Linked DNA regions of Homo sapiens: all the other regions are linked to region 3. Evidence: read pairs that join two places in POLR2A ChIA-PET (ENCODE). Cell type or tissue: CD4-positive, alpha-beta T cell. All regions are shown on one strand. Region 1 overlaps PRTFDC1 (phosphoribosyl transferase domain containing 1). Region 2 holds the start of PRTFDC1 (phosphoribosyl transferase domain containing 1). Region 3 overlaps ARHGAP21 (Rho GTPase activating protein 21).

Region 1 (4,000 bases), 260 kb after region 3:
GTGATTCCCACCCAAACTACATTTCTTTATTCTTATTACTATTATTTTATTATCTCAGTTCCTGAAAAGCCTCCTTAATATATACTTTTTATTTTTATTTATTTTTTTAGAGATGGGGTCTCATTATGTTTTCCAGGCTGGTCTTGGACTCCTGGGCTCAAGTGATCCTCCCACCTCAGCCTCCCAAGTAGCTGGGACTACAGGTGTGTGCCACCATGCCCCACATCCTCAAAATGTTAAAAAAACAAATAAAAAAAGTAAAAAAAAATCTAAATGCAAAAGGCCATGTGAATTCTGAACACCGAAAATATAAAAATATGAATTCTTGATATTTTAATACCAGTAGTTCATTGGATAATGAGTAAAGGATACAGTTTTCAAGTGAAACTAGCAATTTTAGCCAGGAAAAAAATTGTATCTATATATATGTAATTACATATATACAAATATGTTTATATATAAACATATATACATAATTTATATATACCAATATTTATATATAAACACATAGAATATAAATATAAATGTATTATAATTATAAATAATATAATATAACATAAATATTATATATATATGTTCATCTATACAATTTAGCTCATTTGAAAGTACACATCCATCTTGCATTTCCTGACTTTGGTGTGCTTAACTCTCCAAACATGATGTGACTTTCTTCTAAGACAAAATGGCTTTCTGTTTAATGACAATGATTAATCACTGTATTGTGATTGGTATTCTACTCCACCCAGTTTCCAAAAGGGGTCCTGGTTAGCTAATCCCCACTGCACAGAGAAAGGCGCTTTTCTTTATGAGAAATAAAGGGAGGGTGGGTCAGAAGGAGGGACACAATAATGGGAAGAAGCTACAGGCTAGTGGGAAGAAAGAAAGGCCACCACGAAAAAGGAAAAAGGGGAGGGGAGAAGGGAATGGATCTTTATTTCAGTTTAGTTATAGATGACCCCAGGAAAAGAGGAAACTCAGTTTAAAAACAGATTCAGCCGCATTGCTTTACATGAACTTTGTTTGAAACCTTGAAGCAGGATATCCTTCTGTTTTGAACCTTGGTATGGACTTCTTGTTTTGATTTAAATTATGTTTTTAAATCATGAGGCAGAGGGACAAACACATGGAGCCTCTTGACACATCTGAATGACCCCAAAGACTCCCCAAAGACTCCAGCAAAGTTTATGTTTTAAAATGTAGTTGATGATATCCTAGCGGTGATCATTTCTTAAGAGACCTTTTTTTTTTTTTTTTTTTTTTATAAGACAGAATCTCACTGTGTTACCCAGGCTGGAGTGCAGTGGCGTGATCTTGGCTCACTGCAACCTTTGTCATCTGGGTTCAAGCGATTCTCAGCCTCAGCCTCCTGAGTAGCTGGGACTACAGTCATGCACCATCATGCCTGGATAATTTTTGTATATTTTTATATTTTAGTAGAGACAGGGTTTGCCATATTGGCCAGGCTACTTTAGAACTCCTGACCTCAGGTGATCCACCTGCCTCGGCCTCCCAAAGTGCTGGGATTTCAGGTGTGAGCCACAGTGCCCGGCCAAGAGACGATTTTCTCCACACAATTGTTTAAAAAAAAAAAAGGAAGATTTAGAATTATCACTTAAATAATTAAATGAAAATGATTTTTCAAAAGTAACAACATCTTAAACCAGCTCTCATGAAACTGTTTTAAGATTGCCAGGAGGATGACATGGTGTTGAGGAAGGGCCCAGGGAGAGAAGTGGCAGCAGATTCTGTGCCATGGAGCCATGGAAACTTCTAGAATACTCACCCACCTTCCAGCATTTGACTGAATCTATCTTCATGTCCATGCTACCGTATTTGGGCCCAAAAAGTTGAGCTCTGTGTGTCACTTCTCAGCTCAAAATATTTCTGAAGATTCCCATGCCTGCAAAAGTCTGGTTTTGTCATAACAATGGGCAGAGCCACCCGCAGAGCCAGGCAAGAGGAGCCCTGCATATCACAAATACCAAAACACTAAGACATTTATTGTTGCTGTTTTTCTTTTTGGTCTTATGAAGAAGATTTTCTTTAGAAAGTTCTGTAACAGATTGAGCTAATGGAATTATTCAAGAGGACATGTATGCTGAAGTAGGCCTGCCCTCCTCTTTGCAGGGTAGAGTTAGGGGCAGTGGTGGAGAAAAGAACAGCCTACCTGGGGAAACAGGCAAAGAGAAAGGGATATTGGCCATCCTAAATCAACCAGGGTAGGGGTCTCAGCAGGACGGCCTCCCCAGATAATGATGCTCCCTTCAGCCCCTGGCTCAGAAGGTATAGTCTTGGAGGCATCTGAGTTGGAAAAGAGGGACATGGAGGAGAAGGACCCAGGACTCTCAGTGCTATTAAGAGCTTCCTGGATCAGTCCCATCCAGGGTGCAGGAGGGTCCTGTCCCCACCTGGGGGCCCTGTCTTCAACTCATGCCCAGCCTTGCCCAGCAGATACCATGTCTGCCTGGGCTTGCAGCCTGGAGGGATGAGCCTGGCTCCTTTAGTCAATCTCCAGGTCAAGTGAAAACCTGAGCTTGGCCATGAACAAAGCTATCAAGTTTCAAAACCTTAACTATTTCAGCAAAGGGTATGTGGATCTGCCTTTGTATTCTCGTCCTGGGACCCATAAATGTTAGGGGCAAGCCTGACTCTCAGAATCATTTACTGAGCATTTAAATTTACCAAGTGCCTGGCACATTAGTAAGCACATTACTTACATGAATCCTAACACAGTCCTATGAGGCAGGATCCAGCAATCACACTCCTTAATATTTATCCAAATGAGTTGAAAACTTATGTCTGCAAAAAGTTACCTAGATGTTTCTAGCAGCTTGATTTATTTTGAGGCAGAGTCTTGCTCTGTTGCCCAGGATGGAGTGCAGTGGCATGACCTTGGCTCACAGCAACCTCCGCCTCCCAGGTTCAAGTGATTCTCCTGCCTCAGCCTCCTGAATAGCTGGGATTACAGATGTGCGCCATCATGCCAGGCTAATTTTTTTACTTTTGGTAGAGATGAGGTTTCACCACATTGGCCAAGCTGGTCTCAAACTCCTGACCTCAAGTGATCTGCCTGCCTCGGCTTCCCAAGTGCTGGGATTACAGGCATGAGCCACCGCACCTGGCCAGCAGCTTTATTTGTAATTGCTAAACTATGGAAACAACCCAGAGGTCCTTCAGTAGGTGAATGGATGAATGAGCTATGATGCATCTATGCAACGTATTACTATTCAGTGCAAATAAGAGCTATCAAGCCATAAAAAGACATGAAGAAAACTTAAATGCATATTACTAAGTGAAAGAAGCCATTCTGAAAGGCCACACACTGTAAGATTCCAACTAAATGACGTTCTAGAAAAGGCAAAACTGTGGAGACAGTAAAAAGATCAGTGGTCAACAGGGGTTAGGTGGGAGGCAGGGAGAAAGAGGAAAAACACAGGATTTTCAGGGCAGTGAAACTATCTTGTATGATACTACTCCAGTGGATTGATATCATCATACAGATCTAAACTCATAGAATATACATCACCAAGAGTGAACCCTAATGCAAACTACGAACTTTGGGTGATAATGATGTGTTAATGTAGGTTTTATTGTAACAAATGTTCAACTCTGGCAGGGGATGTTGATAAGCGGGGAGTCTATGTGGGGCTATATGAGAAATCCTGTACCTCCCAGACAGCTTTGCTGTGAAGCTAAAACTACTCTGAAAAAATGAAGTCTATTTTAAATATTATGAGACAAGGAACAGGTACTGTTATCACCCCAATTTAAGTAACCTGGTTAAGTAACTTTGCCCAAGTTCCCACAGCTGGGAAGTGATGTTGCTGGAGCCAGGCTGGAGATTTCACATACGACCCCATCTTGCTCCAAAGCCTCCACCTGACCAACAGGTTCGGCAGCTTCCGTATTGGCCTGATCACAATCTGCCTTTCAGTGTGACCTGCACTCTAGTGTGTTCCACTGTGCATGGATCACTTGTGCAGATTGTGATTCTGTATGT
Region 2 (4,000 bases), 330 kb after region 3:
TAACAGTTGCTTTAATTGTTTTTTCCATATTCACTGAGCACTCCCGAACATTACATATTATTCTTTTTGCTGATGACTTCCAAATCTCTCCAATCACTCTCCAGAATTCCAAATGTGAATTTCAAATTGCCTACAGTGCAGGCCAACCTGTGGGCCTTACAGGCACTACAAACTCAATTTGTCCAGAATGAACTTAATGATTGCCCTTTTTGCGTTTTAGTCCCCCTCCCATCCATCACACCGCTAGGCTTGCCCCTCCTCCTGGGGCAACTGGAATGGTTTTTGTAAAAGCATAAATCGGATACAATGATTCTTTTGCATTTGGTATGCGGGTCTCTGCCTGCAGTCCACATGGCTACTCCTGTGTACCCTTCAGATCTTGGCTCAAAGGTCACCGCAGAGAGGCTGCCCTGACCACCTGAGCAAAAGCATCACTCCCCCCTTCTCCTCCAATTACCCTCTATCCTGTTACCCTCCTCCTATTGCACATATCTCTATTTGAAATTTTCTCTATTTGTTTACACACTGCTTGCCTATGTCTTCTCTAGAACGCAAGCTCATGAAGACAAGGCCTTTGTCTTTTGCACCCCAGAGCCTACAGCACCTCCTACAACCCAGCAGGACAATAAACGTGTGGAATGAATAAATCAACTCCTCATCCTTTCAGAAGGAAAGGTCCTGCTGTTAAATTAAGCACTGAGCCCCACATTTCAACCTGACCCTTCTGTCTGAATGTGACACGTTTCCCTCCCCAGCCCACTTACTTTAGTTCAGGCCATTCATATTCATAAACAGATTATCTGTGAATGACAAGCTGATCCCTGGAAAGAGATGGCAAGTTAGCCCCACCCACCATCCTCACCACCATTGAGTTTCACACTGAACCTGACACAAGTTATAACCACCACCTTCTAGGAAAACCACTTCTCAGGGAGCAGGGAGGACGTGGCCACAAGGTCAAGAACGGGTTGGATCCTAGCACACTGAGAGATGGGTACCCTCTGGCTGACACCGTCAGGATTCTCAGGGTTAATGAGGCTCAGTTCTGGGAAACCAGCACCCCACACCCTCCCATCCGGACACACTGCTAGATATTTTACATGCATCCTCCCAATTGGCTCCAGAGCCCAGCTTGCTGTTGCTCCCTTTTACAGACAAGCCATAGGTCACTCAGGAGCCGCCAGCGTGTCCTAGAGCTCCTGCAGAGGCCTCCACTGCCAGAGAGCCCCCAACCTGGGTACCAAAGGCTTCAAATCTCAAGCTCTGTCCACTTGAGCTACTTTATTTCCTAGCTGCCTTCAAAACCCCTCAGTGTGCTTTTTAAAAACAAAACTTGAAGCCCGCCCTGGAGGAGTCAAGAGGAGACCCAGGAAGAAGGAGGCCTCCAGAGCAGCACGCGGGGGTCTCTGGGGCCCTGCCGGGCTCGCAGAAGCGACTCCCCGTGGCTCGCGGGGATGGGGACGGCTGGGCGCCGGCGGGACGCTGCAGGAGCGAGCTACCGGCCGGAGGACACGGGGGGACGCTGGGAACTCGGGGTGAAGGGACGGGACTCAGAGTTTCGTCAGATTGGGGGCGGGGAGAGGAGGCCCGGGTCCGAGGATGGAAGCGATCCCCGCCGGGAGGGAGAACAAAGCGGTGGCCCTCTCTCTCCCCCGACGCACGGCAAGCATTTAATCTACAAGCAGGGTGCCAGGGAGGGAGGGGAGCGGGCCGAGCCCCAAAATAGGGAGTTTGCATTTACCACGACGCCTCGCCCGTAGTCTGGCGCCTCCTCGCTGCTCCCGGCCATGTTTCTCCCGGGGAACGCGGGAAGGGAAGACGGCGCGGGAAGGAGCAGGGAGGGCGAAGGCTGCGTGGGGGATGGGACGTGGGGATGGGGACGGGGACGGGGACGGGGACGGGGACGGGGACGGGTCCGCCCCGCCCCGGGCCCGCCGGCGGGAAGCAGCGGCCTGACGCGGATCCATGGCCCCGGCGCTGCGCCCCCTCCCCTGGCTAGGCCGCGGGGGCGCGGGGAGCAGCTGCCAAGCCGCTACCGCTCCCCCTGAGCGCGGGCCCCGGACGCGTCCCTTGCGGCCGCCGCTGTCGCCGCCGCCCCCTGCCGGATGGTCGCGTGCAGCCCCCGGCCCCGCCGCCAAGCCCCGCGGGGACTCTGGAGCAGGAAGCCCGCGGCAGGAAGAGAACGTGTCCCCCAGGCCCCTGATTCCCAGATCCACCGTCCCAGCCCTCGGGCTAACAATCTCCTTGACTCCTCCCTGCCAGATTTCATGCACGCGATTGTCCCAAGCAGAAGCGTGAAAGAGCCTGTGAGCCAGCGTGCTCTTGGAGGATGGGAAGTGTCCTGGATGTGTTTTCAAACCTTGGAGCCGCCACCCACCTCTCTCCACCTCCGCTCATCTCCCTCCACCTCCCCTCACCTCCCTCCACCTCCCCTCACCTCCCTCCATCTTCCTCCACCTTTCTCCACCTTCCCCCACCTCCCTCATCCCAGGGCCTGGAGCTGGAAAGATTACACCCGATTGCTTTTAGGGTGGCCCGGATCTGCAGTGATCAGATCTGGGCTTTGAGGATCCAGCCTTTCGGCCTTTCGTCAACTGCATTCAGGGGAGGAGGGGGAGAGATTTTTACACATTCTCTGCTTTACCAGTTTTGCAAGAACATCTGGTCAGATTGTAATTGTTCCAGGTTGCAGCTTTACTAAAGCAATCGCTCTTTTCTGATTAGAAATCCTTCTTGTATGAGTCTGTTGTTCATTTCAACCCCTCTCACATGCCTATGCTCCGGTTCTTTGTCCACTCCTGTAGGTTCCTGCTTTTTCTGGGTGTGTCTTCATTCCCCAGGTCCCTGACATCTCACCAGCGTCTTCATTCACTCAGCCCAATTCGGGTCGAAGCCCTGAATCCAAGAGAACTTAACACAGTTTTCCTGATGCAGGCGTCTTTTGTTCATCTTCGAATTCTGGCACACAGAGGGGAGAGGAATGCTGATTTTGCCTAGTTTAAAGGGGAAATAGTTATCAATCGGTTAATGACGTTCTAGGTTGGAAAAATATTAGTCATTCAGACTTGGCGCCCTGGTCCTGCTCAGCAGGGCTGGCTCTTCATGTCGTTTCTAAGCGCCAGCGCCTTGGAGGGTGCAGCTCCAGAGATCCCTGAAATCAGGCATCTGCTTGGCAACTGCCTTACAGAAATGGGGGGTGTTGTTTCTCAGCACACGGGTAAACATTTTCTCCTAGTAATTGTGAGAGGGCGTTGTTTTGAGCCATTTTTGTAGTCTGCATCTCACTTCTTTTCCCCAAAGTCAAGCACCATCTTTTATTTTCATTTTCAAAGACCAGGCCCAGGAACCATATTCACAAGCAACATCATTAAAATTTCCAGGAGCAGAAAAGTGCTATCATTAGGATGATGATCAAACTTTAGAGTTCACAAGACTCTCCTGGGGAGCTGGTTAATGCAGCTTCACTGGGTGGGGAAGATCTGTGGAAGCACCTAGAATCCTGTACCTGCTGAGAGACACCAGATGGGTGTGATGTGGGTGGCTCATGACCCATGCTTTAGGGGATTCCACTAGACCATCTTACTGCTTGGATATCAAAACTTAGCCATGAGGCTCAGTGTGGGTGCAGGGCCAGATTGGGGGGTACCAGGAACTTCAAAATATGTCACAGGAGTAGTTGCCATACAGAAGTCAAAAAGCATCAACTTTGGTTCCAGCCTAGACACTGCGGAAGATGTAAGGGAAATGGTAGATAAATCTTCTTCCCTTAGAAAGGCTATTAGTTTAAACGTAAAATCCAACAAGTTCACAGTGAAAAATGTAACTTGCTTGAAAGACAACAGGAATCTTATGAATGTGTGCTCAAGAACATCCTACATAGACTTATATAGGTCATCCTATAAAGGGCACAGAATGATGAGTAAATAGTTTTTAAAAATCTAATTCATTTTATTATCTTTGTATATTTTGATAATACTTTGTGCGGTCTGATTACACTTCG
Region 3 (4,000 bases):
ATACAGAGGGAGCCTCCACAGCTTGAGATCTGCTGCTTGAGATTCCATCAGAATGTCCACTGTAATTTCCAGACTTAAGTAAAATTCCAGAAGGTTCCAGTGATCTGGAGCCTGCAGGCTGATGAATTAGATGAGTGGTGGGAATTGATAATGGTGGTGATGTGGTTCTTGACACTGTTTTTAAAGAGGTCTGCTCACTCACGCCATACCTCACTTCTTCAGTTCTATGTGAAGGACCTGTATGGTTGTTTCTATTGGATAACAAATCTACAACCTTCTCAGAAGGCACAATGACAGTCCTTACACTTTCATTGCAAACACACACTGCTGTGTTTGATTTTGCAACATCTGTTGGTGATGGAGGCACTTGTATTTCCATTCTATAGGCCCTACCAGGTTGTGTCAGTACTGGTGTACTGGTTTGCTGTTTGCTCAATGATGAGTCAGGAGGAGATATTTCAACTGGCTGTGCCATGGCTGATGGGGCAGATGGCAGCCAGGGATAGCAGATTGGTGGAGGTTCAGGTATATTGCGGGCATTGCCGCTATAAGCTTCGTTGCCTTTCAGGTAGGCATCTTGAGAATATGCCTGTATAGAAATGAGAGGAAGGTGTCACTGGAAATTCATAAAAAGAATAATAATTTCCATTTTTACAGTGCACTATTTTATCTATGTCCTACCTCGTTCCTGAGTGACATTCACTATAGCATGCATGCAAACACAACATAAGGGTACTCTACAAATCTAGAAAGAGCTAGTCTCTCAGAAATCAAATAAACTGTAGAATCTGCAACACATACAAATTACAATCACCTCTTTGCTCAAAACATGTGAAACTCATCAAATTTCTACCCAACCAATTAGATGTACCCACATTACTTCTAAAATTCTCCCCATTCAAGCCTTCTGAGTTTCAGCAGTTGACAGGTTAAATGGCTGCCAAATAAATCCCAGCAAAGGAAGATTCATGTATTTTGCCAGAGAAAAGGTGAAAATATTAAAAATCTTAAATGCATTTTAAGTACTACTACTATAATAAATTAAGTCTAATTTATTTGAAGCATCTTGTCAATTAACCATTACAGAGTCCCTAAGAATAATCCATTTTGACAAATTAAGACCTTCAGCAGCCATGCTAAGTATTTTAATATTTAAAGTAAGATAATATGCAAGTTTAAGAAATAAAGCACATATAATAAAGGCAGAAAAACATGAAAAAAGGTAACTCATCGTTCTGTATATAATTTATATTTTTATTTTAAGCTAATGCAAAAGTATATCATACAAATTTATTTGGTCTCCTTTACTTATTATAAGGAGACATTTCTCTATTACTAACAGGCAGGCATGCAGCCTAAATAGTTTTTTATCAACTATTTGTAAAATTATTCAGCAATATTTTTAAAGCCTTAAGAATAACAGAAATCAACTATAGAGACTTTACAAAACAGAGCTCATCAGTGCAACACAGGGACTATGTTCAGCATCTGAGACAGATGTGGTAACACATCTTCCCCTAATCAAAACAAGCTTAACTCAAGACTATCATCACATCCTGCTCTTTGCATTCGACAGCTTGCAAAGCTCAAGTGCAGCCACAAACGTAACAGCAAAGTAGTAGTGACAGGAAGAGGGTGAGATACTTAAAAAACATATATATATATATATATATATATATATATATATATATATATATATATATATACTGATGCAGATAAATATTACGCTGTAGCATCAGTTATGTACAGGATACAAAAGAAAACCAAACATAAAAATAAAAAATAAGGATGGCAAACCATCTATCACAAACGTATTCTGCAAATTAGTAAGATTAACACGATAGAGGGATTTCTCTAAGCAAAAGTGAACAGTTTTTAATAGATTGGCTTATTACAAATCTCTACAAAACATGACTTAAAAAGCAAGGAAATGGCTACTGTGCATTTCTTACCAGTGCTGTGACATCCTTTGTAAACTGTAGCTAGCAGAAAATAGGAAAACATAGTAGAAGCTGCTTACTGATATAAAGACAAAATCATGTTGTCATATTGATGCTGGAAACGGCAAGCTAAAAATACATCTATACTTGTTTCTCTGGAAGGTACCAAGAGAGGTAAAGGGCAGTGAAGCATAAAGAATAACTCCAGTATTCTTCTGAACATCTTTTTCTCAGGCTTTTATCTGATTCTTGTTTGATGTGTCTACCATTCTTGAAAGCAAAATACATCTGGTGACATGCATTCCTAACAGATATTTTCTTCAATATGCACTGCTGTCTGATAACATGCTACAAAGCTTCCCTCCACGAAAGCAACAGTGATGTCTCTCATTTCCCCCCAGCTTCTTCCATCTCTGCTTCCAGATGACGAAACGAATGCTCTATTATGCATTTAAAATAGTACAACCTCCTCCTTCCCCAGTAAATCAGAGCATAACCACAAGCTGTCAGCAGACTGCAGCTGCCTTTACACTAAGATTCAGGGGGGAAAATGACTTCTTTTAAGTAAGTTTCACTCAAAAATTAAGATCTTTCAACACTGTGCCTTTTGTACTATTGTATTAGTTTGCAAAAATAACTACTGGATAGACATAAAAATATTACTTCCAGAGTAATTCTTGTTAACCTATAATAAATATTATAGAACAGAGACTAGAATGCAGTGACAAATTAAAGCTAGCCATATAAAATAAAATATGTCTACATAGTATTTTTATGGCATGAATACAGTTAATCCCAACATGCATTTTGGGTGTGTGCATTGACACACCAAGTCTATCTTTTCCATGCTGATTAGAATCATACCAATACTTTTCTGCAATAGGAAAATTGTGTCTGGATGAGAGAATACTGTACTGTCTGGTACAGCATTTCCCACAACATCCTTGTGTAGTTTTATTATATACCACCTGAAAAGGAGGATGGGGGAGAGGAGGTCCCTATGGTCAATGATGTAGGGCCACTTGGCAAGCTTTTTGATTTCTCAAAACCACGACGACACTAATGTACATTGTGAAATTCGAAAGGAAAATATAAACTTATTCACCATGGAGGCCATTTTTTTCCCAGAGGTTTTAACATAATTAGAATATCTACTTGGGTAATGCTATTCTAGAACTAATATTTTAAAGATGACTCCTTTATTCAAATTTGGGAAGAAATATTACTGTTTAGTAATAGAAGTATACGGCTGGAACTATTAAAACTTGAGAATATTTTACATACTTCAGACATCTCTAATATTCCTGTATGGCAATTCTAAATGCTAAATAGTCTACATTACAGTCACAGGTCCCCACTTCTGAGTTAAGTTATCACAAGGGGCCCTGAAATCCATACAAATGCAGGCATTAACAGTGAACATCTCACACATGCAGTACTATTATCTAATGTAAGCAGATATGGTTGAGATAAAATATGAATTCATTCAAGAACATTTTTCACAAAATGTACATTGTGAAACTCAAAAGTACAAACTTACTCGCCAGGGAACCCATTTTTTTCCCCAGAGATTTTAAAATAATTAGAATATCTGCCTGGGAAATGCTGTTCTAGAACTTTTTTTTTTTTTTTTTTTTGAGACCGAGTCTCACTCTGTTGCCCAGGCTGGAGTGCAGTGGCGCAATCTTGGCTCACTGCAACCTGTGCCTCCCAGGTTCAAGCAATTCTCCTGCCTCAGCCTCCTGAGTAGCTGGGATTACAGGCATGAGCCACCATGCTCAGCTAATTTTTGTATTTTTAATGGAGGTGGGGTTTCACTATGTTCGCCAGGTTGGTCTCGAACTCCTGACCTCAAGTGATCCACCTGCCTCGGACTCCCAAAGTGCCAGGATTACAGGTGTGAACCACCGAGCCCGGGTAGAACTAATATTTTAAAGCTATCTCCTTTATTCAAATTTGGGGAGGAATATTATTTTTGAAACCAATGTCATAAGAATTACATATTCAGTATTAACAATTTTGAATTTTAGTTAGGCTTTAAGCCCAAATGGATACTTTAC

Evidence for each region. ChIA-PET counts read pairs that join two places held together with the same protein. Peaks named below come from ENCODE experiments on the same cell type or tissue, not always from the same donor. Only the 100,000 strongest peaks of a DNase experiment are listed, where the experiment ranks them.
Region 1: POLR2A ChIA-PET joins it to region 3 with 10 read pairs; 4 of 35 experiments call an interaction of 5 or more read pairs at or near these places.
Region 2: POLR2A ChIA-PET joins it to region 3 with 12 read pairs; 7 of 35 experiments call an interaction of 5 or more read pairs at or near these places.

What each region holds. Positions count from the first base shown.
Region 1 is chr10:24,882,581-24,886,580 of GRCh38, forward strand. The region is part of intron 3 of PRTFDC1 (phosphoribosyl transferase domain containing 1); the gene reads right to left. Among named protein-coding and RNA genes, the nearest start is that of PRTFDC1, 68 kb to the right of the region's middle. In CD4-positive, alpha-beta T cell, no CTCF peak of the experiment used is centred here; no DNase peak of the experiment used is centred here; H3K4me3 peaks cover 77 bases; H3K27ac peaks cover 1,476 bases.
Region 2 is chr10:24,950,787-24,954,786 of GRCh38, forward strand. It overlaps PRTFDC1 (phosphoribosyl transferase domain containing 1), which reads right to left and starts at 1,820. Exons shown (of 9, transcript NM_020200.7): 1 at 1,742-1,820. The coding sequence starts at 1,789. It also overlaps a transcript of THNSL1 not described here. RefSeq lists a silencer at 1,981-2,170. In CD4-positive, alpha-beta T cell, a CTCF peak has its summit at 2,116 (motif pointing left); DNase peaks (open chromatin) are centred at 1,715 and 2,095; H3K4me3 peaks cover 1,411 bases.
Region 3 is chr10:24,620,781-24,624,780 of GRCh38, forward strand. ARHGAP21 (Rho GTPase activating protein 21) reads right to left here. Exons shown (of 26, transcript NM_020824.4): 8 at 1,953-1,982; 9 at 1-589. Among named protein-coding and RNA genes, the nearest start is that of ARHGAP21, 100 kb to the right of the region's middle. In CD4-positive, alpha-beta T cell, no CTCF peak of the experiment used is centred here; DNase peaks (open chromatin) are centred at 1,561 and 2,371; H3K4me3 peaks cover 1,247 bases; H3K27ac peaks cover 1,840 bases.